Linked DNA regions of Mus musculus: region 2 is linked to region 1. Evidence: chromatin loops called from intact Hi-C (ENCODE). Cell type or tissue: left cerebral cortex. All regions are shown on one strand. Links, peaks and the distances in the headings refer to the core of each region. The heading gives the core; the rest is flanking DNA.

Region 1 (7,450 bases), core at 3,242-5,741:
CCTGTGTTGGTACACCACAAGCAAATGTCAGGAAGCATTCGTGAGTCTCTCTGGGCCTCAGCTGCCTGTCCTTCCCTGGACGGTGGCAGCTGTAGCTGAGCCTTCTTGTGCTGTGACCATTCTGCATGTCTCTAGCCCTAGAGCATTTCCTATAGCATCATACTGGGGTCTGAGCTAATATTGCTGTTTAGTAGAGGTCAGAGTGTTCTTTTCCAGTTAAGTGGGTGGACATCCCATCTTGGAAGCACCCCCCTGTATGGCTCTGCAATCCGTGGGCGTGGTCATTACTTATCTAGGCATTTGCTAGATCTTCCTAGCCAGGTTGCTTTCCCTTTTCTTTCGCACCCAGAAGTGCTGCTTTCCCACGTGTCTGAATCTTCCTATCCCCTTAGGTTATATTTTAGACACCACAGGGGACACACCTGATTTTAAGTGTCACAAATGACAAGTAACCCAAACAGAAACTGCAGGTTACAGAGAGAGAGAGAGAGAGAGAGAGAGAAAGAGAGAGAGAGAGAGAGAGAGAGAGAGAACACATTTTTGTTCTAGGCACTCTGAAGAGTTTAGAAGACGAAGCCAGAACTCATTACGAGAGCACTAAGCATCCTGTGACCCATGAGCATTAACACTGGCTAGGTTGCTTCCCCAGCAGTTACTCAAATGATGGGATCACAGAAAAGACAGTGCCTAGCAGTCAAAGACTAGATATGAAACTGTGTCTTCTAACCTGAAAGACCTATGCACTTACTCTTTGACACGTTCTGGGCTCAGATGGACCCTCCTCCGTCTGTGACAGCCTCACTGGCCAAGCCCTGTGTTGAGACAAACACATGGGGTGAAGTCAGTGGTCACTCACACTGGACTTAATTTAGAGTGTTTTCCTTTGTCCTTCTTATTTTTGCATATATTTTGAAAATGTTATGTTCAGAATTCCTAAACATGTCATTTTTTTTTCCCAATGGAGAACTTTTCTACCTATCTGATTTGTTATTGTTTGTTTGTTTTTTGAGACAGGGTCTCACTGTGTAGACCCACCTGGCCTAGAACTCAGACCTTTGCCTGCCTCTGCCCTCCGAGTGCTTCGATTAAAGGCACGTACCACTGTGTCTGGCTGCCTATGAGATTTTAAAAGATACCTTTGTTTTCAGTAAGTCTTATTTCATGGTTTTAGGCAGCTCAGTGACCCTAGGATGCCCCACAGTGAGGTTTCCCAGAAGGGTCTGTAAATTCTACTCTGAACATTGGGGCTGGTGTCTGAAGGTCAGGTAGGCTGTTAGAAAGTAGATTGACTTTCTGTGAAGTTACATGAAGCCCAAGGCCCTACACACCCTTCCCAGCCACCAACCCTGCCCCGTTCTCAACTCCAGGCTTTCTTTGAAGCTGCTTAGCAGTGTCACATATTATACTTCCAAGACTTCCTTCCTTCTGTGCACATTCTAGGCTTTTTCCGAAGGGTCCTGCGGCTGGGGCCTGCAGCCCATTCCTCTCCCTGTGAGACAGTGGTACATCTAAGTATCACACCCTTAGATAATGTAGTTCAGACAGGAGTTCAGCATGGCTCCTGCTTTGAACTGAGTGCACTCATGCAGAAAGACGGTGCATGGACAGGTACAGCTCCTTGTGGAAGAAGGTCACTGACCGACGTAGGATGTGCACCCCAGTCATTCATCCATGAGGGGCTGGGCATACCACTGACCTGACATACTTACTTATTCTTCTCACCCCTCTCTCTCCCTCCCTGCTTCCCCAGTGCTGACCAGGCACTGGACAGGTTTGCAATGAAGAAGTTTTATGATGACAAAATTTCAGCTTTAATGGAGCCCTCCCAGAAGCGGTATGTATCTATCTATCCTTGGGGCCAGATGAATATTCTCTGACAACTTCTCTCTGCACAACCATTGTGTCTTACCTAAGAGTATGAGGGAGGGCTTTGCTGGTTCCCAAGGCAAGGATATGAGTCTCATAGGCCTACGTGTTTAGTAAAAGCCTCGTGTCTGGTAAGAACCTGTGTGCTCTCACCCGTGGCTCATTCCCAGAGAGGAAGACACAGAGCCACAGCTCAGTTCAGCCCTGAGAATCCTTGTCTCCTTCAGATAGTGAGCTTTGCTGTCTACAGCCAGCCATGTTGAACTCATTTCTGTCTGCTAGAACAGGGATCAGGGGGCTTGGTAGAGAGACTAGAGGGTGGATGTTTCAGACTGTGGTTTTAGCTCACCAGTGTTCTAACATCAATGTTAGAGACATATCTAGTATGGAAATGAATCAGCCTGATTGTGTTCTAGTTAAGCTTTATTGACAAGCGTGGGGTATCAGATCATCATAGGCTGACTTCTATTCTACAGTGTCAGCTTGTTGAAGCTGGAGAGAATTTCTCTTGGCTGTTCCCTGCCAGCCTGTTCTGGCTGCAACACATAGTAGCCCCTGAAATGTTGGAGTGTAGCAGTCAGAGAACAGGGCTTTCTCTTTTTGAGGCACTCACATAATTGCATTGTAGTTTTGTCTTAACTTCAGAATTTGTCCAAGAATTCTGAAGGCAGCTGTAAAATGGCCCCCAGCTTGGAGATAAGATTTTGTTTTAGCCCCAAACCTTTGTCTGTGAGTGTTGATCCTTTCCATCTGCTTTCTCTAATACAAATGCCGCTGGGCCAGCAGACACGATGATTCCAGTGGTCTGGGCTCACTCAGACAGTTTTCGGTTTGAAAGAATGTGGGCTACATTTTGGGACCGTGGGTTGGAGCCAGGGTATGGTCTGTTTTAGCAACAGGCCCTGACAGGGAAGCAGCTTTTCCAGACTTGAGTATATTATGGTGATTTATTCCACTCGAGCAGCCCCTGTTCGGTTATGAACCCATGAACTATTATTTTTCCACTGAGCAGTTTCCAAAATGGCAACATTCCTAAGACCTGCACAGAAGCTGAGGTGCAAACAAGATGCAACTCCCACAAATGCAAGGACTCAGCAGGCAGGTGTGGCCGCCAGGGCTCACTACTTATAGAAGGGATAGCTTCTAGTGATACTGGGAAGTGTGAAGGAGAAAGAGGGAAAACATCTCATTTTAAAGTGCTTCCAGCTCAGCAGGGTTCAAGTTTGCATTCCAGTTCACTGCTCTGCCCTTGAGATTAGGGCTGCCTTCTTTCTGCCTCTTTTCTTGCCAGCTTGCCTGGTGCCTGCATTAGAAGACACAAACCAAATAATTATTGAGTGGTCTAGCAACTGGGATAAATAAACCTCAGGAAACATGGGAGAGACCAGGAGAAGGTGACGATTGCATTCATGGGCTGTGCATCCCACTGTTTTCTGAATGCCTGTGGGCAGGGCTGCTGTTCTGCAGGTTATGTTAGGACCAAAGTGCAGAAATTATTTCAAAGTAAAGATCACAGTTAAGTCTATTGAGGATGAGGGAGAAATTTAGGACTTGTGGCTGTCTCAACATTTTAAGCAACCATGGAAAAAGAAGGCATCACCAGGACCTTCCAAAGAGGACTGGATCTAGAGCCTACCTATAACCTGCAGATGCTCAAGGCCCTTACATAAAATGGCCTGGAATTTGTGTAGAGCTGATGTGTATTCTTTTGTGTTGTGTACCCTGTGCGTTTTCAAATTTTTATTAGTGTATAAAATAATAGATTTCATTATAACATTTGATAGATGTGTATTATGCATTATTCTTATATTTATACCTCTTATCCTCTTCCCACTGGTCCTCTTTCTTCCCCCAGACAGTTGTGTGTGTGTACACATACGTGAAATCTAGGTTCACATATGAGAGAAGACATATTACCATGATGGTCTTCAGTTCATCCACTTTCCTTTCTTCTTTGCAGCTGACTGTCCATCCACTCTAAACCTTCTAGGTTCCATATAACACTGAACACAGCGTATACGGAATGCCTAGCTGTTACACTGAACACTGAGCGCCTAGCTGTTACACTGCCCCAGTTGTACTGCATAGGGAATCATTAGGGACACATGGGGTAGCAACCCCAGATAGAACCTGCACGTCTCAGGTAAAGATCGGGGTTCTTATCCTCCAGGACATAAGAATAAGGACAGTCCCCCAAACCACACCCTCTGCCGTGCAGTGGTCAAGATGTGTCTTGACAAGTGGTATTCTTGAGGGAAAGCAGGGTCAGCCTGTGCCCTGAAATCCTGGAGCTCCCTCCCCTTTCCCACTATTTTCTGAGCATATAATCTTCAGTCACGACTTGGGTGCAGCTTTCTGATCCCCCACCTCTCAGTACCACCCACTTACCTAGTTCTTTCCATCTTCAAGGTAGCTCAAACAATTAATGGAGGTCAGAGGTCAACCTTGGGTGTCATTCCTCAGGTGCCATCCACCTTGGTTATTTGGAGAAGGACCTCTCACTGACCTGCAGCCTAAGTATAGAGTCCCAGGGATCCCCCTGTCTCTGTCTCCCTATCTCAGGGACTACTCATGCATGAGGCCTGAACCCACAGAAAAGCCATTCATGGTAGCCTGAACCATGTCCATCTCTCAGGCCACAGGGCATATTCTCTAGTTGTATATAGTTCTAATCTCCTTTATCCTAAATGCCTCTAACCTGTGTGAGTGTGAGTGTGAGTGTGTGTGTGTGTGTGTGTGTGTGTGTGTGTGTGTGTGTGTGTGTGTGTGTGTGTGTGTGTGTTTGTGTGTGTATACCTGGTTGAAACCTTGGACTTAGAACCTGTGTAGACGTTCTTACTGTGGGTTCTCTTTGCGTGGGTCCACTGTGAGCTGAGCACCCCCTAGTGGGCGGCTGGGAAGATGACAGTCATTAAGAGTAAGTTTCAATGAGGAAGACTGAGACCTGGTCCTTGAGTGACTCTGTCACAGCTTCCTCATGAGCAAGCTTGTGTAGAAGCACACTTCTGCTGTTACTAGCTGTTGCTGTACAATGGAAGGCGTACTGCTTTTTCTTTTTGTTTTTATTTTATTTAGTTATTTATTTTTTAGGGAGGGTCTTGTGTAGCCTGAGATAATCTTAAACCTGTGATTTTTCTGCCTCTGTTTCTGTAGTGCTGGGATCACAGGTATGTTACCATGCCTGGGAGTGGGGACAGGGGACACCAAACCAAAAAACACTTGGGATAGCAATCCCAGAGAGTCAACCGACATCATGAAAGCCTCCCACCTGTAGTATTGTTAGGAGCTGGTGGCCTCTGGGCAGGGAGAAGTCTCAGATCCCTGAAGAGTGTCTCATAAAGAGAGTGGGAGTCAGTTGGGCGGTGGTGGTGCACAACTTTAATCCCAGCACTTGGGAGGCAGAGGCAGAGGCAGGCGGATTTCTGAGTTCGAGGCCAGCCTGGTCTACAGAGTGAGTTTCAGGACAGCCAGGGCTACACAGAGAAACCCTGTCTCAACCCCCCCCCCCAAAAAAAAAGAAAACCAAAACAAAACAGAGAGTGGGAGTCACAAATCTTCAGGTTGCAGAGCCACATAGGATTTGCCATGTCTGAGGAAATGTTGGATGTGCATCGGAGAAGGAAGTGACCATTACCAACACAGAGCCCTTGAACTTCCAAGTCCCTCTGTGTGAAGGTCTGTCTTATTTGAGGGAGTCATGGAAGAGCCACCCACAGCAGGTCTGGATTACCACAGAGTCCCTTCACAGGAAAGATAAGGACATACATTTCCTAGTGTCCAGGATTGCCCAGAGCTGGGAAGAGGGCAGAGCTATCTTAAGTAGGGTCTTCGGTATTCTACCCAGGCCTTGTGTGTAAGTCCATTACCTTTGCTCAAGGCCACCCACCCAAGGGGACTGATGAGCTCTGCTGTGTACAGAGCGCAGCTGACGGGTCACAAGCTGGTTCTCCCATCCTGCACTTCTCTATAGGAGGCTCGGAACCTTTGCAGTCAGAGTAAACTCCTGGGGCTGGACACCCATGGCCTGCTTACCTGAGTTTCTGGGGAAGGACACCAGGCTTCTGTCACTTGGGAAGTTTTGCCTTCATTGTAACAATGTAGCAATGTGCCACTGGAACTGTGGGATGCTGTCACCACCTGTCTGTCACTGTGGGTTTTCCCTACAGTGAAGGGAATGCTTGTGGATTATATTAAAGCTTTCCATAAGGGTGTTTCTAAGTTGGGAAAGCACTAAAAGTTTTCTGTTTGGTTTATTTTGCCTCCAACTCAGCTGTTTAACCATGATCTCGGTCTGCATTCCAGTGGGCATTTGAAGTGTTTTTGTTCTAAGGTAGAGCCCATGACTGACTGTGTTCATCCAGGGGCTTGGTGAATGTCACTTCCTGCTTCCTGCTCGCTGCATGGACCATTAGTTTGATAGCAGGTCATTTCTTCCTTCTTGCAATGAGTGTAGTACTTTGTTGGAGAAAGGCAAGAAAGCAGACAGATCCCAAGAGACATCTTGAAGGCTCTGGTGAGGATTGGGCCTTAGGGCATTGGCTACCTCAGGGCTTCCATGGGAGCAGGATACAGTTATGCCAGGGAGGGCAGAGGAAGGAATGCTGGAGGCCAGGGGACCATCAGGCCGTGGCAAGGGTACAGCTCATACTCCGGTCATTGCTTTATGAGGGACCTTTGATCATACACAGCGTAGAAACCTCACTCTTGACTGACATGTATGTGGAGGGCTGTGACAGTCAGCTTGGACAATTGAAGTCAGTGCCAGAGTCCATATGGCAAAATTCACATCTTCAGTATATATGAGTGGCCATGGGTGAACCTCAGCTGAGATGAGAGTGCTTTGGAGATGTGTGTGTGGTGTGTGGTGTGTGGTGTGTGGTTTGTGTGTGGTGTGTGTGTGTGTGTGTGTGTGTGTGTGTGTGTGTGTGAGAGCAGGAGGTTAGGGGCCATTGATACCAGCTGCTCGTCATGGCTCATGTGTGTGGAATGAGCAGCTGGCATGCCCCATGTCACTCTGTTTGCCATGCTGGCCTTGCTGGTGATGGGCTTGGGAACAGGTGAGGAGACCTCCAAGGTGTGAGCATCCATGTGTGAAAGAGATCCCAGCACTCAGGAGGCAGAGGCAGGCGGATTTCTGAGTTCGAGGCCAGCCTGGTCTACAAAGTGAGTTCCAGGACAGCCAGAGCTATACAGAGAAACCCTGTCTTCGAAAAACCAACCAACCAACCAACCAAACAAACAAAAAATGACGATGACGTCAGCAGTTCTCAGAGCTGTGGGCGGAGCCTCAGTGAAGCAGTGACTCCCCATGACAAGCATAGGATGATAATTAATTGTTCCTTGTATACAGTGGGACAAGGTGTCCCCAGGATCTCCAGATGCAGTTCCCATTCTGTACTGCCTGCCGCTAGACTCAGCAGCTGTGAATTGGCTGTGGAGTCTTAGCCGCTGTCTCCTGCAGGTACGTGCAGTTTCTCAGCGGGCTACTGTCTGGAGCCATGAAGATGAACACCTCACCTCTGTTCCTACACTTCGTCATCATGCATGGTGTCCCCAGCTTTGACACTGGAGGAGGTGAGAGACT
Region 2 (7,450 bases), core at 2,805-5,304, 420 kb before region 1:
GTACCGTGTGAAGGTCAAGGCCACCAGCAGGATCGGCAGTGTGGTCTCTGAACCCCACCTCATCAGGGTGCAGAAGAGAATCATGGCCAATCGACTTGTGTCCACTGCCTCAGCCCTGGTAAATGCCAATGTGTCCTTTGAGTGCAGGCTCAACTTTGGCACTGATGTAGCCTACCTTTGGAACTTTGGAGATGACACCATTGAGTTGGGCAGCAGCTCCTCCAGCCATGTCTACAGCAGGTGAGCAGTAAGGGACAGGTGACAGCTGATTGCAGGTGTACACGTGGCTGCCTTCTGAAGGATCGATACTTAAAACCCCACAGTCAATCTTGCAGATGACAAATGTTGACTGGAAAGAAGGCAGGCTGAGCTAGGGCTCTGGGGGAGCCTGAAGGTCCAGGGAAAGGAAGCAAATAGAGGCCTTCAGTCAAGGGATTCTGTCAGCAAAGAGGGTATGGGATGCAGAGACACAACCCCCATTCATGGCTTTATAGACTTCAGAACCATACTTGCATATTCTCATGTGACCGGAAAGGAAATGTCCAGCAGGAGATTCTTAGAGAAAAAGTGGGGAGGGGGAACCAACATAGACCCCCAAAAAAGGATGTCAGTGGCAGAGATTTTCAGTGGCAGGCAGTATGCTTGGGAGAGGGAGAGGGAGAGGAGATAGACAGGCATGTAGATGAAACTGTAAGGCTCTGAGGTCACACTATAATGGGTCTCTGGTCTGAAGGTACCTTTGATTCAACCCACTCTTTACCTGGAGAAGGCATTATGAAGATAGTTGTGTGTCATTTAACAACCAGAGGTTCTCTGACACAGTATTATTTGTTGGTTTGGTTAATGTGCAAACCTCCCTTAGATGCCATGAACCAGGTACTTACATGGTACCTGATGCAATCAAGAAAGGATGTAAATATTAGATAGGTAAAGACTACCAGCTAATGCTGTTTTATAGGATGCATTTCTTTTTGTAAGTAAGTGTACATTCTCTGAAAAATATAGTTCATAAATATATAAGGCAACAGCATAGCCATTTTTATCATCATCCATGTACTGCCCATTCTTGCTTGTTCTGGCAATGTGGGAATTGAGTTCACTGCAGTATCACCACAAACACAAAAGAAATTACTTTCTGTTTATATTATGACAGCTATTGTGGTGGTTTGAATATGCTTGGCCCAGGAAGTGGCACTATTTGGAGGTGTGGCCTTGTAGTAGTCCTTGTTGAAGGAAGTGTGTCATTGTAGGGGTAGGCTTTGAGAGACCTTCCTCCTAGCTGCCTGGAAGCCAGTCTGCTCCAGGCTTCCTTTGTATGAAGATGTAGAACTCTCAGCTCCTCCAGCGCCATGCCTGCTTAGATGCTACCGTGTTCCCAACTTGATGATAATGGACTGGACCTCTGAAACCTCTAGAGTCAGACTTCCACAATTCAAATCACCCTTAGCAGCACCCTTCCATATTCCCACTAGGATGTCCCATTAAGCCCCACTTAAAGCATTCCACTGCTTTCCAAATCCAAAGTCCCCAAATCCATATTCTTCCAAAGAAAAGCATGGTTAGGCCTATCATTGCAATAACCCAGTCCCTGGTAACAATTTCTGTCTTAGGGTTTTTCTGCTGTGAACAGACACCATGACCAAGGCAACTCTTATTACAAGACAATTGGGGCTGGCTTACAGGTTCAGAGGCTCAGTCCATTATCAAGGTGGAAGCATGGCAGCATCTAGGTAGACATAGCACTGGAGGAGCTCAGACTTCTACATCTTCATACAAAGGAAGCCTAGAGCAGACAGGCTTCTAGGCAGCTAAGAGGAAGGTCTCTCAAAGCCCATCCACAGAGTGACACACTTACTCCAACAAGGCCACATCTACTCCAACAGTCACACTTCCAAATAGTGCCACTTCCTGGGTCAAGCATAGCCAAACCACCACGGCTATGGTATCACTAAGAAATACAAAACATTCTGCCTTATTTTAATCCCAGGAACCCTTGTCATGTCATATGCAATACTTCATTGACTGTGGCATCATTGTCCAGAACCTAGCTAGATTAGAAAGATAAGTTGTATCTGATTGCCTTTGTCCAAAATCATTGTCTCAGAAGGTTTTCTTTAATGCAAAAGCACACGTGCAAATGATACTCAAGGTTGGGAGTATGGGGACGTCCGAGAAGCAGGCCAGTTGTTCTTAGCGGAGTCTCTGGCTAGGGAGGATCCTAGGTCTTAAGTGGATCAAGTCCTTCCAATGAGTGTCCAGTTTTCATAGCTGCCAGAGATAAGCATGGTCAAGGCCAAGCCTCAGACTAGCATGGCGCTGCTGCAGAGGAATATTCTTGAATAAGTGTGCAGAAGAGTGTTAGTTACTGTTCTGTCGCTGTTATAGAATACCACAAGCAAAAGCAACTTCAGGAACAGTACACTTGGGTGAGGGGTCCTGAGGCTATAAAGAGGGATTGAGAACCGATGTACAACAACCTCAATCTCTTTATTCTCTGCTTTCTACCCTTCCAGGGAGGGAGAGTTTACAGTTGAAGTCCTTGCCTTCAATAATGTCAGCTCCACTACCCTAAGAAAGCAGCTTTTCATCGTGCGGGAGCCTTGCCAACCACCCCCAGTGAAGAACATGGGGCCTGCGAAGGTGCAGGTAGGGCTGGGCTTAAGGACTCATCATCCTGCCTACCTCGCTCTAGGCTGCTTCCAAGTTGCTGAGCTCGCTGGGGAATGAAGGAAGCTTGTTAAGTTTGTTCTGCTGCGCTCAGCACAAAAGAGTCACTGTGAGGGCTTTGGAGCTGGTTCCTGAGCAGGGAAAGCCTGCACCGGGACGGAAGCCTGGTTTCTGGTGGCTGAATACGTCTTTTATTTGCCTATATGACTCTTGACGCTCAGCTCAGCTTGCTTTGAGTAGCCTTTTTTTTTTTTTTTTTTTTTTTTTGGTTATGCATAGAATGATAGCATTTTCAGTAAAAAGAAAAATTTGACACCACAATTAAAAGAAATGACCAATTATATGCTGAGTATTAACGACAGAGTAGGAAAAAGAAGGCTGCCTTTGATTTCTTGCAGTCCTTTGAGGACTTTGATTTCAGACAGTTTTACTTTCAGGTCAAAGGTGTCCAGTCCAGCCTGACACTTGGGAAGGCGAACTCAAAGCTGAGCGTTTGCCAGAATGCTATCTCTAATGGATCAGCTGCCAGCCCTGGGTACTTCAGGTCCCAGCAGCCCCAGAGGGCAGTAGATTTCAAAGCGGGTATGGGATTGCCCTGGGCAGGCCTTCCAAGTGTCCATGTCCCCTGAGGCAAGAGCTCTGCAGCTCTAGAGGCCAGCATTCCATGGTGTCAGGCTCTTCTGTGCTCTCTGTGTGAGGGATGGACCAAAACTCAAGGGATTCAGGGAAAGGCTACAGCTTGCAGGGCTCTGACTGGAAGTCTCACTCTGATGGAAAGATGATGTTGTTCCTTTGTTTGATTTTGTTTTGCTTTAAAGAATATTTTCTTAATGTTGTTATCTTATTTAATTTATTTTTATTTTATTTTATTTTTAAGTATTTTTATTGGATATTTTATTTATTTACATTTCAAATGTTATCCCCTTTCCCGGTTTCCCCCCATTTCTATGAGGGGGCTCCCCCACACACCCACTCCTGCCTCCCCACCCTGGCATTCTCCTACAACGGGGTATCAAGACTTCACAGGACCAGGGGCCCCTCCTCCCATTGATGCCCAACAAGGCCACCCTCTGCTACATATCCATCGTCTATTTTATTTTATTTTATTTTATTTTATTTTATTTTATTTTATTTTATTTGAGGTTTGGTATCACAATGTAGCCCAGATTGTCTTTAAATTCAATGTACTACCCAAGCTATCCCAGAACTCTCAGTTTTCCTGCCTTGGCCTCTTGCACAGTGGAACTACAGACTCCTATTCCTGCACCTGTATCTATTGTTTGCTTTAATTTATACTTACTTTCAATGGACACACAGAGGCAAACACAGTATAAATAATAAGAGAACTTAATTTTTAATCTGTAAAACACTTTCATTTGAGCTTTTCTGTAAGAGAAGGAAAACAATATTGATGACTCCATTTGTATTTTATATTTTCCGTGTTTTCTAAGAGTATAAAAATGGAATTGTGTGAAATCCAGACAGCAAGAGATAAGTGTATTTATTTTATTTTTTATTGACTTAAAAATGGATTTACCTTTATTTTAAAATCACGTGTGTGTGGATATGAGTGCATGAGTGCAGGTGCTTGCCCAGACCAGCAGAGGGCGCCATGTGCCTTGGCGCTGGAGTTGCAGAAGGCTGTGAGCCTCCCAACATGGGTCCTGGAAAGAAGACTTAGTCTCCAGCCCCCACTTCCCTGCCCCTGCAAGAGGAGGAAACACTGTCATCCACCTAGTCCTTTCTCCAGCGCCCTGCTATGGTTTTTTATGTGTGGAGTTGTTATGCGCCTTTTTAATATATATGTCTTTCACAACATTTGAGTAATTGTTATAGCATGACCACTGGCTTTTTGACTACATGATTTTTAACAGTGGCATATATTGGATTATGTGTACAAATTCTACACCATTTCTCAAGTTCCTCACAACCGAACTTTGATTGTTCCTAATTTTCTATTACGACAAATAGCATGTGGCAATCTGTGACTATCTCTTTAGCCTGCAGTGCTCTATGCATACCTCTTTCTCCGTATCCTTGGCGTCTCCATGTCACCGAGCTGAGTGACAGAATGTCTTTCCTGGAAACTTCACTTTTGCTTGCCAAGTTCTACTGTGCACCCATTCAGAGCCAACTCCCACCCCAGTGGAAATTGTATGGCTTAATTCATATTATCATTTATATATATGAAGTCTGAAATCTGAGAATATTACAAATTTCCATTTACTGTGTTAGTCCAGTGGCTTTGTTGCAAGTCCTATAATGAAATCATGTTCAGAGTAGAACAATGAAAAGAACTGACAATCGTTTAAATGGTACCACCTACAGAATACAAAAGGTAAGTTTCCCAGCTATAAGGCTATAAATTCTTTCTCCTGTTTTTCTAACTTTTCCAGTCTTTATATCATCTGTGTTTTCTTTATAAGAAACTATATTTCAACTAAAATTTAAGACTAAATGTCCCAGTCAGTAGGTGGGAGGAAGGCAACTAATACCTTCCTTTACCTTTAAATACATTTAATTAAATTTTCTGATATATTTTAACCATATTGTTTCCCTCCCTCCCGTCCTTCCAGATTCTCCCCACCTCCCTACCCACCCAATTTTGTGTTCCTTCTCCCCCAAAACAAAAATAAGAAAAACAGCAAAACTCAGAACAGATAAACCAAAAACAGAAAAGAATTATAAGACAAAATATTAAAACAAAAGACACACCCACAAAAATATAGAGTCTGTTTTGTATTGGCCAAGTACTCCTGAGTCTCGGGATTTCCCTGGAGTGTCATGCTTTAAGGGGAACAACAGAGGGGAGGAGGACAGAAGGCTAGGGAAGCTAACACTAAGGGTGCTAGAAACTTAAAATCCCATTTTTCAGTTTTCTCATTCTAATTAAACAGAACATCCTCCAGGGGGAGCCCTTGCTCCTAGCATCAGCCCCAGAACTGGAGGGGTCCCTGGCTGGACAGCCTCCCTCCTAAGGTTGGCATGCCCTGAATGCTTTTCCATATTCAGGGACAAATAACAGTCAGGCCAGGTATGCTGAGGGAAGGATGATAGCTACTGTCCCAGAGGATGGGGCATAAAGTGCTTGGGAAGAGCAACACAGCTGTGAGGTCCATAATAAATATACAAACAAATAACAATTAAAAGACATTGTAATGTAATCAAATCTGGTAACTTTTCCTTTGACATTTTTAATTAGCCTCATTCTTGAAAGAAAAAGTAAGTATTTACATTTACATACTCATAGCAGGCAAAAAAATATATATGTATATACATATATACATATGTGTGTATATACATATGCATATATATACATATGTGTGTATATATACATATATACATGTGTGTATACATATATACACATGTGTGTATACATATATACACATGTGTATGTATATACATATATACACATGTGTATGTGTATACACATATATGTATATATATGTGTGTGTGTATATATGTGTATATATGTGTGTATATATATGTGTGTATATATATGTGTATATATATATATATGTATGTATATATATATATGTGTGTGTGTGTGTGTGTGTGTATGTATATACTGTTTACTTTTGCATGTAAACTAAATGTACTGGTTACTGGTGCTATCTAAAGTCCAGCCCCAAGTCTCAACCAGCAGTTATACAAATAATGGCCAGAGATTTACACTCCCTTTTTTTTATTACATATTTTCTTTATTTACATTTCAAATGTTATTCCCTTTCCTGGTTTCCCCTCCAAAAATCCTCTCCCCCTTCCCCCTGTACCCCAACCTACCCATTCCTGCTTCCTGGCCCTGGCATTCCCCTATACTAGGGCATAGAGCCTTCACAAGGGCCTCTTCTCCCATTGATAATCAACTAGGCCATCCTCTGCTACATATGCAGCTAGAGCCATAAGTCCCACCATGTGTTTTCTTTGGTTGGTGGTTTAGTCCCTGGGAACTCTGGGGGTACTGGTTAGTTCATATTGTTGTTCCTCCTATGGGTTGCAAACCCCTTCAGCTCCTTCGGTACTTTCTTTAGCTCCTTCACTGGGGACCCTGTGCTCTGTCCAATGGATGGCTGTGAACATCCACTTCTGTATTTGTCAGGCACTGGCAGAACCTCTCAGGAGACAGCTATATCAGGCTCCTGTCAGCAAGCTCTTGTTGGTATCCACAACAGTGTCTGGGTTTGGTGACTGTATATGGGATGGATCCCTAGGTGGGGCAGTCTCTGAATGGTCATTCATTCAGTCTGTGCTCGACACTTTGTCTCTGTATTCCATGGGTATTTTGTTCCCCCTTCTAAGAAGGATCAAAGTATCCACATTTTGGTCTTCCTTCATGTGGTTTTCAAATTGTATCTTGGGTATTCCGAGCTTCTGGGCTAATACCCACTTATCAGTGAGTGCATATCATGTGTGTTCTTTTGTGATTGGGTTACCTCACTCAGGTTGATATCCTCCAGATCCATCCATTTACCTAAGAATGTCATAAATTCATTGTTTTTAATAGCTGAGTACTCCACTGTGTAAATGTACCACATTTTCTGTATCCATTCCTCTGTTGAGGGACATCTGAGTTCTTTCTAACTCCTGGCCTTTATAAATAAGGCTGCTATACACATAGTGGAGCATGTGTCCTTATTACATGTTGGAGCATCTTCTGGGTATTTACTGGGGTAAATGATGGCCAGCCATTTACACTTCTAACCGCTTGCTGTACCATCAGGGTTGGCATTCAGTGACATGACCCGTCTTGTCAATTCCCAGATATGGAGGTCTCAGCCCCTGA

The links. Peaks named below come from ENCODE experiments on the same cell type or tissue, not always from the same donor. Only the 100,000 strongest peaks of a DNase experiment are listed, where the experiment ranks them.
Region 2: it touches region 1 in a loop (9-fold over the local background); 27 of 42 quality-filtered maps call a loop at or near these places.

What each region holds. Positions count from the first base shown.
Region 1 is chr11:8,532,387-8,539,836 of GRCm38, reverse strand. Tns3 (tensin 3) reads left to right here. Exons shown (of 31, transcript NM_001083587.1): 10 at 1,751-1,834; 11 at 7,328-7,440. Among named protein-coding and RNA genes, the nearest start is that of Tns3, 130 kb to the left of the region's middle. In left cerebral cortex, for the core only: a CTCF peak has its summit at 4,773 (motif pointing left); a DNase peak (open chromatin) is centred at 4,750.
Region 2 is chr11:8,954,047-8,961,496 of GRCm38, reverse strand. Pkd1l1 reads left to right here. Exons shown (of 52, transcript XM_017314870.1): 7 at 1-240; 8 at 2,514-2,646; 9 at 7,429-7,450. Among named protein-coding and RNA genes, the nearest start is that of Pkd1l1, 17 kb to the left of the region's middle. In left cerebral cortex, for the core only: a CTCF peak has its summit at 4,262 (motif pointing right); DNase peaks (open chromatin) are centred at 3,245 and 4,313; H3K27ac peaks cover 459 bases.